2 separate regions of the Mus musculus genome follow, and region 2 is linked to region 1. A link is a loop called in an ENCODE intact Hi-C map of the cell type or tissue named here. Cell type or tissue: left cerebral cortex. All regions are shown on one strand. Links, peaks and the distances in the headings refer to the core of each region. The heading gives the core; the rest is flanking DNA. Region 1 holds the start of Gpc3 (glypican 3). Region 2 overlaps Gpc3 (glypican 3).

The links. Peaks named below come from ENCODE experiments on the same cell type or tissue, not always from the same donor. Only the 100,000 strongest peaks of a DNase experiment are listed, where the experiment ranks them.
Region 2: a loop joins it to region 1, with 2.0 times the contacts of the local background. A loop is called at or near these places in 1 of 42 quality-filtered maps.

What each region holds. Positions count from the first base shown.
Region 1 is chrX:52,611,710-52,617,084 of GRCm38, reverse strand. It overlaps Gpc3 (glypican 3), which reads left to right and starts at 3,111. Exons shown (of 8, transcript NM_016697.3): 1 at 3,111-3,452. The coding sequence starts at 3,281. The region is part of intron 4 of A630012P03Rik (RIKEN cDNA A630012P03 gene); the gene reads right to left. In left cerebral cortex, for the core only: a CTCF peak has its summit at 2,834; DNase peaks (open chromatin) are centred at 2,857, 3,069 and 4,609; H3K4me3 peaks cover 1,731 bases.
Region 2 is chrX:52,451,201-52,456,575 of GRCm38, reverse strand. The region is part of intron 2 of Gpc3 (glypican 3); the gene reads left to right. Among named protein-coding and RNA genes, the nearest start is that of Mir717, 31 kb to the right of the region's middle. In left cerebral cortex, for the core only: a CTCF peak has its summit at 3,058 (motif pointing left); a DNase peak (open chromatin) is centred at 3,057.

The DNA.
Region 1 (5,375 bases), core at 122-5,121:
AGCCTTTGAGAGGCACTTATAAAAATGGAAGCACTTCTTCTGCTAGGCAAGGTTGTTTTTTTTTTTTTTTTTAACTCTTCCCTTTGCTTGGCTAAAAGCTCTGAAGTAGGTGCTTGGAGTGAGAGCAGAAACTTCCAGGCTAAAAAATAGTTCTTCAAACTTCAGAGCCAGTCTGTCTCTGACTTAGCTCAAACCCTAGGGACCCACGGACCACCCTATTTGGTTCAATGTATTTCCTATTTCCAATACCACTTAATGTTATCTTCAAACTACCTCATATTTTGCTGAACTGGATACTTAGCTTTGTTTTGATAAAGCTTATGAGGGGAATGCACTCATTATATGTACAGTTTGTAACCCACTGAAATAAAGTTCTTGACAATAAACCCAAGTTTGTGGGTCCACTGCATTGAATCCAGGGATCCACACTTCATTTTGTAAACAGTGCTTTAGTTTATGCATAGCATGTTCTATATTAAAAGCACAGATTGAAAAGGAGGCATAGCCACGTTTTTCCCTAGGTATTTCATACCCAGTAGTTGAAAACAACTGTTGCCTTTGTAGTTCGTTGCATGAGCTCTGGAAGATCATGAATTTATGGGAGGTCATGTCTTCCTCTGCGAGGTCGTGAAATTCAATCAATGCTTGCCTTCCAATTTGCCCTTTGGTCACAGGGCTCCACAGGTGGAACATATCAAACTCACCAGCCAAATTAGGACTCTTAATTGGTGTTTCTTTTAAAGTGGCTATGTCATTTGTCAAATGTTCAATGCAGGCGCAGGCCTAGCCCCAGGCGGAATTATGAAGTAGAAGAATGCCAGATACATAGGCAGCACTCAAATGTTTGTTGAAAAGTGGGGGTGACTAAGCCCTCTGTCCTTGACTCCTTCTCACCCAACCCCCATAGGCACTGGATCAGCATGCACTTTTAATTCTATCTTCTAAATATCTCTGGGACAGTTTTCCCCTTTCAAAACTCCTTTGTCACAAGCCTTTGTCATTTCTTCTGGGCATTAATTTCAGGGCCTCTTAGCTGGTCTTCTTGCTTCCAATCTTTTGCCTTCTTCAAACCATTCTCTGAAACACTGTTGCGGATATCTTTTAATAAGACAAATCTGATCATGTCACCCCTATGCTCAGAATTTCCTTAAGTGGTTCCACAGACTCCTCTGCAGGCTTCTACACTGCACAATCTGGCCCTTGCTTCGCCTCTCCCTCCTGCCTTAGTTCTTTTAACTCCTCAGCCTGAAATCATTACTTGCACCTCCTACTCTCCAAATGGGCCATGCCAGGGCCTCTCTTCTTTGTTCACCCCGTTTCCTTGCCAGGGCACCCTTCCCCCAGTCTTTTCTCACCTCAGCCCCTACTGGGCTTTCAAGTCCGAGTTTAGGCCATCAGCATTTCTGGGACACTTTCTCTGATCCCTCCGCTCAGCCCTCAGAACTCCATCTTCCCTCTTAACACATAATGTGTTAACATTTCACTTTGTTGGCTCCCCATTAGATTTGAAACTCTCTGAGGTCAGGTACTACAGAATGGGTTTCGTGTCTCTGTTTTCTCTTTGTATCCCACAGAGTCAAGCACATAGTAAGAATTCCAATAATGGTTATTGAATGAACAAATGAAGACTTGAATAAATTGCTCAGTTGCCTTCATATTGCTTTCTCTTTCTTCATAGCCCCCTATTCAAGACACAGCCCCCCTCCAGCTGTGTTTATCTATGTCTCCAAGCATACTTCTGTCTAGTTAAAAAAAAGAACACAATCAGACAACAAGCTAGTTTACACCGAGATATCAAATTCATTAATTGTAGAAATACTGAGCTCCTACTACATACAAGACACTGGGCTAAAGTTGTCTACGTGTGCACATGAGTGGAGTCACAAAGAGAACCAATCTGATGGAATGATTCAATTTCTGTAGAGCATAGATAATGATTATATGCTTTTTCTTCTCAAAGGGGCATTTGATTCTCAAAGAAATGTCTTTCCATTGGTGAGAATTAAGTAGAAGAAACGTGGATTGACATCCAGGAAATCTTCTAAATAGGGCTCTACTCCAGGTATGAAACAGACTAACCATGACTTAATGAATTTCATCTGTAAAATGATTTCCTGAATGAGTTACTCTCACCAGCTACACTTTGCTTTATGAGGGTCGCCCGTGATTATCCTGTAGATGATATGATTCACCTAGGAATCAGGATCAAGTGCCTAAATTCACACACACACACACACACACACACACACACACACACACACACACACACATGCACACATTTACTTTGTGTGGTTCTATTGAATGAGACCCAGCAAGCTACACGGGCTTCCAGACCTTTTAGGTACAAAGATGAGCCAGGCTGTGAAATCCAGAGGTCCCCAGCGCTCTGGAACGTGACTATTTGTGGGTAGGCTTTGAGGGCTTGGCCACAGCTGCATTGGGAAAGGGTTCCCAAGAAACCTTTCTCAGAAAACAGCAAGGAGAGGGATTTTGTGCTTAGGAAACCTTGTGTGGGCTCTGGTGGCCAGAAGGAGCCAGATCTGGGTGGGAGAAGGCCTAGGGTCGAGTCGGGTGTGTGTGTGTGTGTGTGTGTGTGTGTGTGTGTGTGTGTGTACCTAAACCGCAGACCTCCACTCCACTCCAAGGAAGATGGAGAGCTTGCAAAGGCTGAAAAGGAAAAGCCCTCCCGGCTGTAGGCCAAAGGGAGGCGGAAAGGAGGAGTGAGGCTGGGGAACTTCTCCCAGAGCCAGTCAGAGGGGACTGCTGCTGGGAAGCCAATCAGCGTGCCTGAGCCTGCAGCCCCTCTGCAGTAGTTATGCCAGAGCGCCCAGTGTAGAGCAGCGGCGAGCGAGTGTCAGGGCAGGATTGCCGGGAGCCACCGCACACGCTCCTTATCCTCTTCCCGCGCCTCTCCCACCAAGGCTTGCCCGCCACCTTGGTAAACCCAATCTCCCAGCTAAGCTCCTTGCCACGCCCCGCATCCCGCAGGCCAGCAGCTACACGACCCCACGCCGTCCTCCAGGCAGCGCGGCTCGCCTTGCCTCGCCCCGCCCCGTCCCTCCTCGCCACGCCCACAAGGCTCCGCCCCGGGCCGCCCCGCACCGCCAAGCTGTTCCCGCCCTCGCCCAGCGCCCAGGTAGCTGCGAGGAAACTTTTGCGGCGGCTGGGTAGCGGCTCCTCTCTTGCTCTGTCGGGCTACTGCCAGACTTGCTGAGTCTCGGGACCGCTCCGGCTCTTATTGCCACTCTCTCGTGCTCTCCTCGCTCCCCCAAGAAGCAGGATGGCCGGGACCGTGCGCACCGCGTGCTTGCTGGTGGCGATGCTGCTAGGCTTGGGCTGCCTGGGACAGGCGCAGCCCCCGCCGCCTCCAGACGCCACCTGTCACCAGGTCCGTTCTTTCTTCCAGAGACTGCAGCCCGGACTCAAATGGGTTCCAGAAACCCCTGTACCAGGTGAGTAGGGGTCCCTTGAGCATTCCCCGCGCACAGTGGAAAGCCAAGGCGCGCGTGGTGGCTCTTCCCAGAGCGCGCTAGCCTGGTGGGGCCGCAGCGGCCGTGCTCTCTGCTGCAGGATACCTGGGAATGGTTGCTGTGCCTGGGGCCTGGACCATCTACCAAGGGAGGGAAGCACAGTATGGGACTCTGTCCACATGCCCCGGGCTCACGCTGCTGTCAGGAACTGTGCAAGCCAGAGCGAGGAACAGCAGAGATCGCCTTTCTAGCGCCCATTTTTTTTGGGGGGGGGAGGGCGGGAAGGTGGGAGCTGGCTCCCCTCTGCTCTTAGCAAACCGGCTTCACAACGTGAAGACTGTGACTCGGGAATTTATCTCCCTTACTAGCACGTCTGCCTTAGCTGGACCCGTAGTTCTGGCCACACTTTATCCACCGTGTGTCCCCCCATGCTTTCCGTTCCCCAGTCTGGGTTCCCGAGGCTGGCCGGGCCCAAGTGCAGGCAAAGTTGAGCACAAATCTTTGAATCCTCAGAGGCTAGAGAAGACACAGTGAAGGAAACTTTTGAGTAGGAGGGTCCTCCAAAACGTGCAAGACTGAGCCTTTCCCTTCAAAACAGCTTCCCTTATCTAGGTTGGCAAATCTCTTTAAAAATCGGCGGTGCTTGGCCTACGGAGCACGAATCCAAAAAGGATTTGACTCCTCCCCCGCCCAAATTCATCTGCCTTGACAGGCTGGACCCCGAAGAGGAGAAGATTTTAGGCAGAGGAAAGTTTCAGAGCGCCTGCCTTTTGTTCTGCACAATCAGATCATTTTGTAGGGGCATATTTTAACCTTAGCTCAGGGCTGCCGCTGTCAACAGATGAATATTAATTGCCTTGTGTGATTGACTGTCCAGCGGTTGGGCGCTTAACGCCTGCCTTAGAATCCAATCAGGGCAAGTTGCTATACTAACAATACGTGCAGGAAGAATGGGTTTCGAAAAGATTAATTTTTCAGAGGTGCGCTTGGAAGAAAGCAGCCAGCCGTATTTGCACACAGACGTTTGTGGCTTCCAGGCTCTCCTTCCGAAGACTCGTGCATCCAGCTAGGCGCTCATCCCGCGCTTGGGAGACATTGGGAACAAGCCTCGCCACAACTTGGCTGGTGGCTCTCAACAAGTCAGGGAGGCGGGCCGGATCGTTGGACCAAGTTGTGAATGCGTATGCGCGCCTTGTGGGCGCTGCCAGGGAGCGTTCACTGGCAGGAGGTTACCTAGGCAGCCAGCGCGCCCTCAGCCTTTTCTTTAGGTTGATGAAAAGAGGCTAGTGAGCCTGCTGTTTAGTTGCAAAGGTAATTGGTCACCCTTTTTTGGTGACTGAAATGCACTTGCGCATATGTTAAATATTGCCTTGCAGGATATCGCTCTAAGGGAGGGTAGAACTACCTCTTCCACTGTTAAGTCTTAATAACGTACCACGTGGGCGTGTGCAAGAGCTGTAAGGGGCAACCTATGAATCAGTTCTGCAGAGCTGAAACAACGGGCGAATCTCTCTCCCCTGGAAGTGCCATGGTAATTAGATTGCTAAGGCTAGAGAACACGCTTTTGTTGATAATATAAAAATTGGTCCTTACAGGCTGAGCCCCCACAAGATGAATTGGTCCAGGGTTGGGGTTGGGCAGTATTTGGCTGATGCAAAGGGAAGTAAAATGGTGCTTAAAGAAGGGGGTACCGAGAAAAGTTCATCTAGATAGTTATTAGCAATCCTCTTACACACACACACACACACACACACACACACACACACACACACACAGAGAGAGAGAGAGAGAGGGAGAGAGAGAGAGAGAGAGGCGCGCGTTAGCTTGCTAGTCTCTCTCCTTCCCCCAGCTCTCTGGCTGCCTGCCTCTTTGCTACATCTGTATAAAAGTATTGGGAAGGCCCAC
Region 2 (5,375 bases), core at 246-5,245, 160 kb after region 1:
GGCTGGCCTTCTGTCTTTCATACTGTAGCCGTCCAGAGAGATAGACTAGTCTTCCAGTACATAACATGCTTTGCAAATGTCTCAATATGATTTATAGTACTTGTAATATAACCTTTTAAAATCATATTTTAAGTCCGTAAGTGTTTAGATACACATGCAAGATACTAAACTTGTTTTACTGGTATTTTTTTTTGAAGTTTTGAATGAAAAATGGCACTTTGCTGGATTTTTTTTTGTAACAATCTATCTTATTGGATGTAAGTCAGGCTATTCAGAATAGAAGTTTGAAATTTTCTCTTGCTTCACCCCACCTTGACCAGGCATTGCAACACGAATTTGGAATTGAGACCATGTGTGACCCTTATCCATTTATTTAATATCTAATCCTAGCAAACCATAAGCAGACTCAGTGCCTTTGTAGTTTTTCATGGCTATGACCACTTTCTGTGAGTTACCACAAGGGGAGGGCAAGCTCCCTGGCCAGCAGATAAAGAAGAGTTTTTCCAAAGGACATTGTACCTGAGGAATATAATGGCTTTTAACTTCCTTGCTTCTTTTGATTATATCAGTTGTTTTTGGGTTGTTTTCGCCAGGTGTGTTGTAGCTACTAAGTTGTTTTCTTTTTTTTTTTTTTCTTTAACTCTCTGTGATCCACATAATAGATGCTTTTCAGCTGAAGCCACCATTTCATTGAATATTGATACAGGGATTGGATCATTCAACCACATCTTTATTAAATGTCCTCTTAAGTGTCAGCGCTGTGAGGTAAATACCAAGTCAAGAAGATAGGAGTCCACAGGCTAGAGGGAACCCGGATGGATGAATGGCTATTTGCAATATGTTGTGATTAGCTCTGATAGGGTGCTGCTGGAACCAACCCGAAAGGACTGTGCCTACTTCTTCACGTCTGTTCTTCTACTTGAAAATCCATTAGCACATTCAGCCACTAAGTAGGCAACCTAGTTTTTGGAAACAGGATTAAGGGGGAGAATATTTACAACTGAGGTTCTGCTGAGATCCAGATAAATTTAGGCTCTGGGATGCCTGAGGCCATGATGGGAGGTAGGTTTACAACACCAATTCACAGCAGTGAAAGCTGGAGGAGGGTAAAGAATGGGAGAGAGCTATAGAAGCCATTCTACCCGAAGCAGGCAAAGATAAAAAAATTGCATTGCTCACCCGTCCACATGTGTGTGCCTTCAAGACTAAGAAGGTGCCTGACCCTGGCGTAGACTTGTGCATTTCTCCTAAGCTATATTTAGCTGTCAAGTCCTCAAATTTCTACATAGCAACTTACACACACGAGGAGGCCTCCTCTGTGCTTAGGGACATTCTCAGGCACTTACGTTTTGACTCTGGAATTCACAGACCCTGCTCTGGTGTGTGTTTTATTGCTTTCAGCTTATTTCCTGTTCTCTTGATTAAAAACTAAAAAGCTCTGTAGAAATGACAAGTTTAAAAAGGAGCAGACACCAAACATTGCTTACTGCTGTCCATTCTGCCCAGGTGAAGGGACTCCAGAGCAACTGGGAACAAAAGCACTAAATGGGGCCAGCTTTCTGCAATGTCTTGTTCAAAGAAAGAAAGAAGTGCTTGGGAGGCTTAGCTTTTCCCAGTGCTCTGTGGAGGTTTGTTTTTCCTGTTAAGTTTAGAACTGTTTATTTTTTTTTTCTTTCATTCTAATGTCTCTTGGGCAGATAGAGGAGAAACCTCCTGCATTAGCGTCATTTAAGTGATGCTAAAAGGGCTATCAGGGGGCAACTGAAAATGATCAGCTTCGACAGCTCAAGATGGACCAGCTCTTTCTTTTCACCTCCTGAGGGTTTAAACACTCTCAACTTTATTAACAAGAACTTGCTAGGACAAGTCTGCTAAGCTTATCTCGTTCCAAATGAACACTTTAATTCATCACCAGCTTACAGCGACTCTCTGAAGGTTTACAGAAGGAATACCATACAAAAAGCTCTCAGGGGTGCAAGGCAGTGATCTGGTACTGGCCCTAGACAGTGTTGGTTTTATACACAAATATATAAGCTATTTGTGTTGTGAGCAGTCAGGCAGTGGTGGCCTGAGGGGTTGTGCTAAAATGGAGTTCATAAAAAGATATCACCCAGGGTTCAGAGTTGTGGTATTTCTGAATGTGGTAACTTAGAAGAAAATTGTTGAAAAAAGTCTGCGTGGTATAAGGTTTGGTATATATTTAATAAAAGCATTAAACCTTTTAATTCCACAGAAGGGCATTGTTAAATGTATTTTTATCCATCATCTTAGCTAGAAATCTGAATAGTTTCAGACACTCATTAAGCCCTTAAATTTCTTAATAGAAATTTTAAACATATGCTCATATATGTTAACTGTAATAACTTTTCCTTGATACATTTTTGTGTGTTTGTACCTTTAATAGGTAACAAGGTGTTAAGTATTTTTTATTTAATTATGCTCTTTTTAAAAACCTCCCCAACTTATAATATGTGCAGTGTTTAATTAAAATGCATTTTTACTAAGTCATAATGAAAAATTTCTTGGAGAGGCAATCAGTTTTTAATGTCAGCTTACTTTGATGGCAGGGTGTGTGTGTGTGTGTGTGTGTGTATATGACTCTCCTGGTGTGTATGTTTTAACTCAAGCTAATCACAAACCAAAAGATTATCATTATCATTTTATTACATTACTCTAGTTAAAGAGAATACATCAAAAGAAAAAATGCATTTGGAAGTCCTTTGCATAATGGTCTTTTGTTGAAAAGAAACCTAGCTCCCTCCCTCCCCTAGTGTGTATAGAACAATTCAGGACCATTCTGGCAGCTGGCCATGGCGTCTGCCCTGGCGTTGGCAAGAACAGATGGTTTTGGGGTCTGTTGTTCACATTTGATTTCCATGTTACAAATTTTGAATGAAGTCTTTACTGAACCCTTTGTCCTGCAGTCTGCAGCTCTTCACATCAGGGGGCAGTTAGGCGCCGGTCCTGACATGCCAATTTGACACCAGAGTACTGCCCTTTATCAGAACTTGGATTCCCCTAGCTCTGGCCCTCTACTGGAAGGAAGCAGTAAGTGTGGGTATACTGCCCTCTGGTGTCCAGCTCGGGGAGCTGCCGAAGGCTGGAGTTCTGCATTCTAGGAACCCAGGGGAGAAAACTGCTTGCCTTGGCTTTCTGATCAGTTGGGAACAGCCTCTTTGAATGCCAGAGCCTTACCACAAAAGCTCCTGAGATGTGAATGGTACAATGTTTTAGGCTTTGAATGCTGGGAATGACTTTAATCTTAAGATCACGCTACCTTCCTTGGCTCATTTCAGACATATTAATTGAGCATGTACTATGTAATTTACTATATAACTTTTAATTCAGGATTTTTAAAAATTAGTCTATGCTAAGTACACAGTGCCCTGGCATGAAGCATATGACAGTGAAAAAAGAATGACAAAATCCCCAAATTATACTGGGTGGGGGATGGGGACAATCAGGAGGCCCTTGTAAGAAGCCACCAAGTCAGAAAGTAACAATAATGGCAATCTTAAACTTTTGCTAGGGCTCTGAAGAAAAAGAAAATTGGAGCTCAAGAGAGATGCTGTGTGGTAGTGATGGAATGATGAGAAAAAATAATTTCCAAGTGGTTTTGAGAAGTTAGGCTAGGGAGACAGAAAGGCCTGAAGTCTCCCAGGCCTTTTGTGGTGAGCATCAGATTATGATACATATTTCCTGATTCCAAAGCGAATATTCTTACTTCTGATATGAATCTAGGTAGAACAACCCAAGTCACTGCTCAGATGCTTCTGTGTATCGGGCAGATAGCTCAACCACAGCACAAACACAAATGACTTCCCTCTCGTTGATGATCTGAATAGAGAATTATGTGTCTGAAAAGTATCTTGTACATAGAAGTTCACAGTCACCCCTACGAGAGATTTTATTGTTTATATGTGCTATTAGATACTCTACTCTTTGGGCCTAGCTGATTGTGTGTTGGGGGAGGGGCATATGATGGCTATGCCTTAGGTTTCCAGAGAAGCTGCAGCATCCGATCACTTAGTGCTGGTCCATCTTGTTAGCTGCAGCAGGATGATGCCCCCAGTGTCTTCCTGGACTTCACTTTTGGGGTTAAGTAGAAGCTATCTTGGTTTGCATCGAAAGGATCCAAGCCAGGAGAACTCTATGGAGGGATGGCTTCTTTTGTTCACCAAATGACCATGGTGGTCAACACACTAGTAAACTGGAGCCCTCATGCACATGTCAGTGAGAACAGACATGCCCTTTGTGGAGAGCCCATTCCATCGACACTTTGCCATGCCTTTGGCCCGGTCAGCTTTTACTTCCCAACTTTCTTTGCATGAGGCTATCTATAGTGTTCTTACGACTTCTCTTCAGAAGAAAATAGCCTCTTTTCTTCATGCTTCCTTTTTGTGTAGCACTTCAAAGACTAGCTGGGAGAATGTCTCCCATTCACCTTTAAGGGTTAATTTCACCATTATATAATCAACTGTCATGCATAAGTGTGGGTTGTATCTAGGGAGTTTTTAAAAAATCAACATGTTTGAGACTATAGAGATAAATACATTTTATATATACTACAATCTCGTACTCTTCACTGTCTCAACCAATTTAGAGGACAGCACAGGAGACAATAAAATATGATGAGTATAATCCAGAGGTCAGTTTTCCCAGGGCCTCTTTGAGTGTAATCACTCTCCTGAGAAAACAATCACCTCCTCCTCTTTCACAAAAAGCCTGCTCCATATGGTTGGGGGAGGGGAAGAAGTTCCTTCTTTACCTTTGGCGCCTCCTGATCACCAGGACCTCTTTGCTGAAAAGTACTTTTCCTCCCCTTCATGGTTTTTAACTTTATTCTCATTCTTTCTCTCTATTTCTTTGTTTTTCCTTCTCCCACTTTCTGTCCTTAGCTGGTAAATTAGCCAGTGAGTCTGGAGTGAGGCGCTTGTTTGTTTGTTTGCCTCTGGGAGGACTGGTTTCCATTTCTTCCCTATCATTCAGCCAACTGACTCCTTGTCCATGGAGTCCTCTGGTTACCTTTTTCTGAGCCCTGGGTAGGGGGCGGGACAGGGGCTCCGCACTCGCTGACCTCATTTTGTTGCATGTCCTGGATCAGAACTCTTTTGGAAATTAGCCTTGGGGAGCTTTACAAAAAAAGAAAAAGTATTCAACAGGAGTTCCCCAAATTTTTAGCTGACTGAGAATTTCACCGGTTTTGGAAATTCTTCTGTTAAGTACTCCCTGCTCTTGTTCACTAAAGCCGAAGAAGAGCAAAATGATCCATTTGTGATGATTGAAAATGACAATCACTTATGTTTGTGCAGTATTTTCAAAAAGACATTGAAATTCTTTTGAGGTGTGTGTGTGTTGCACATACCATAGTACAC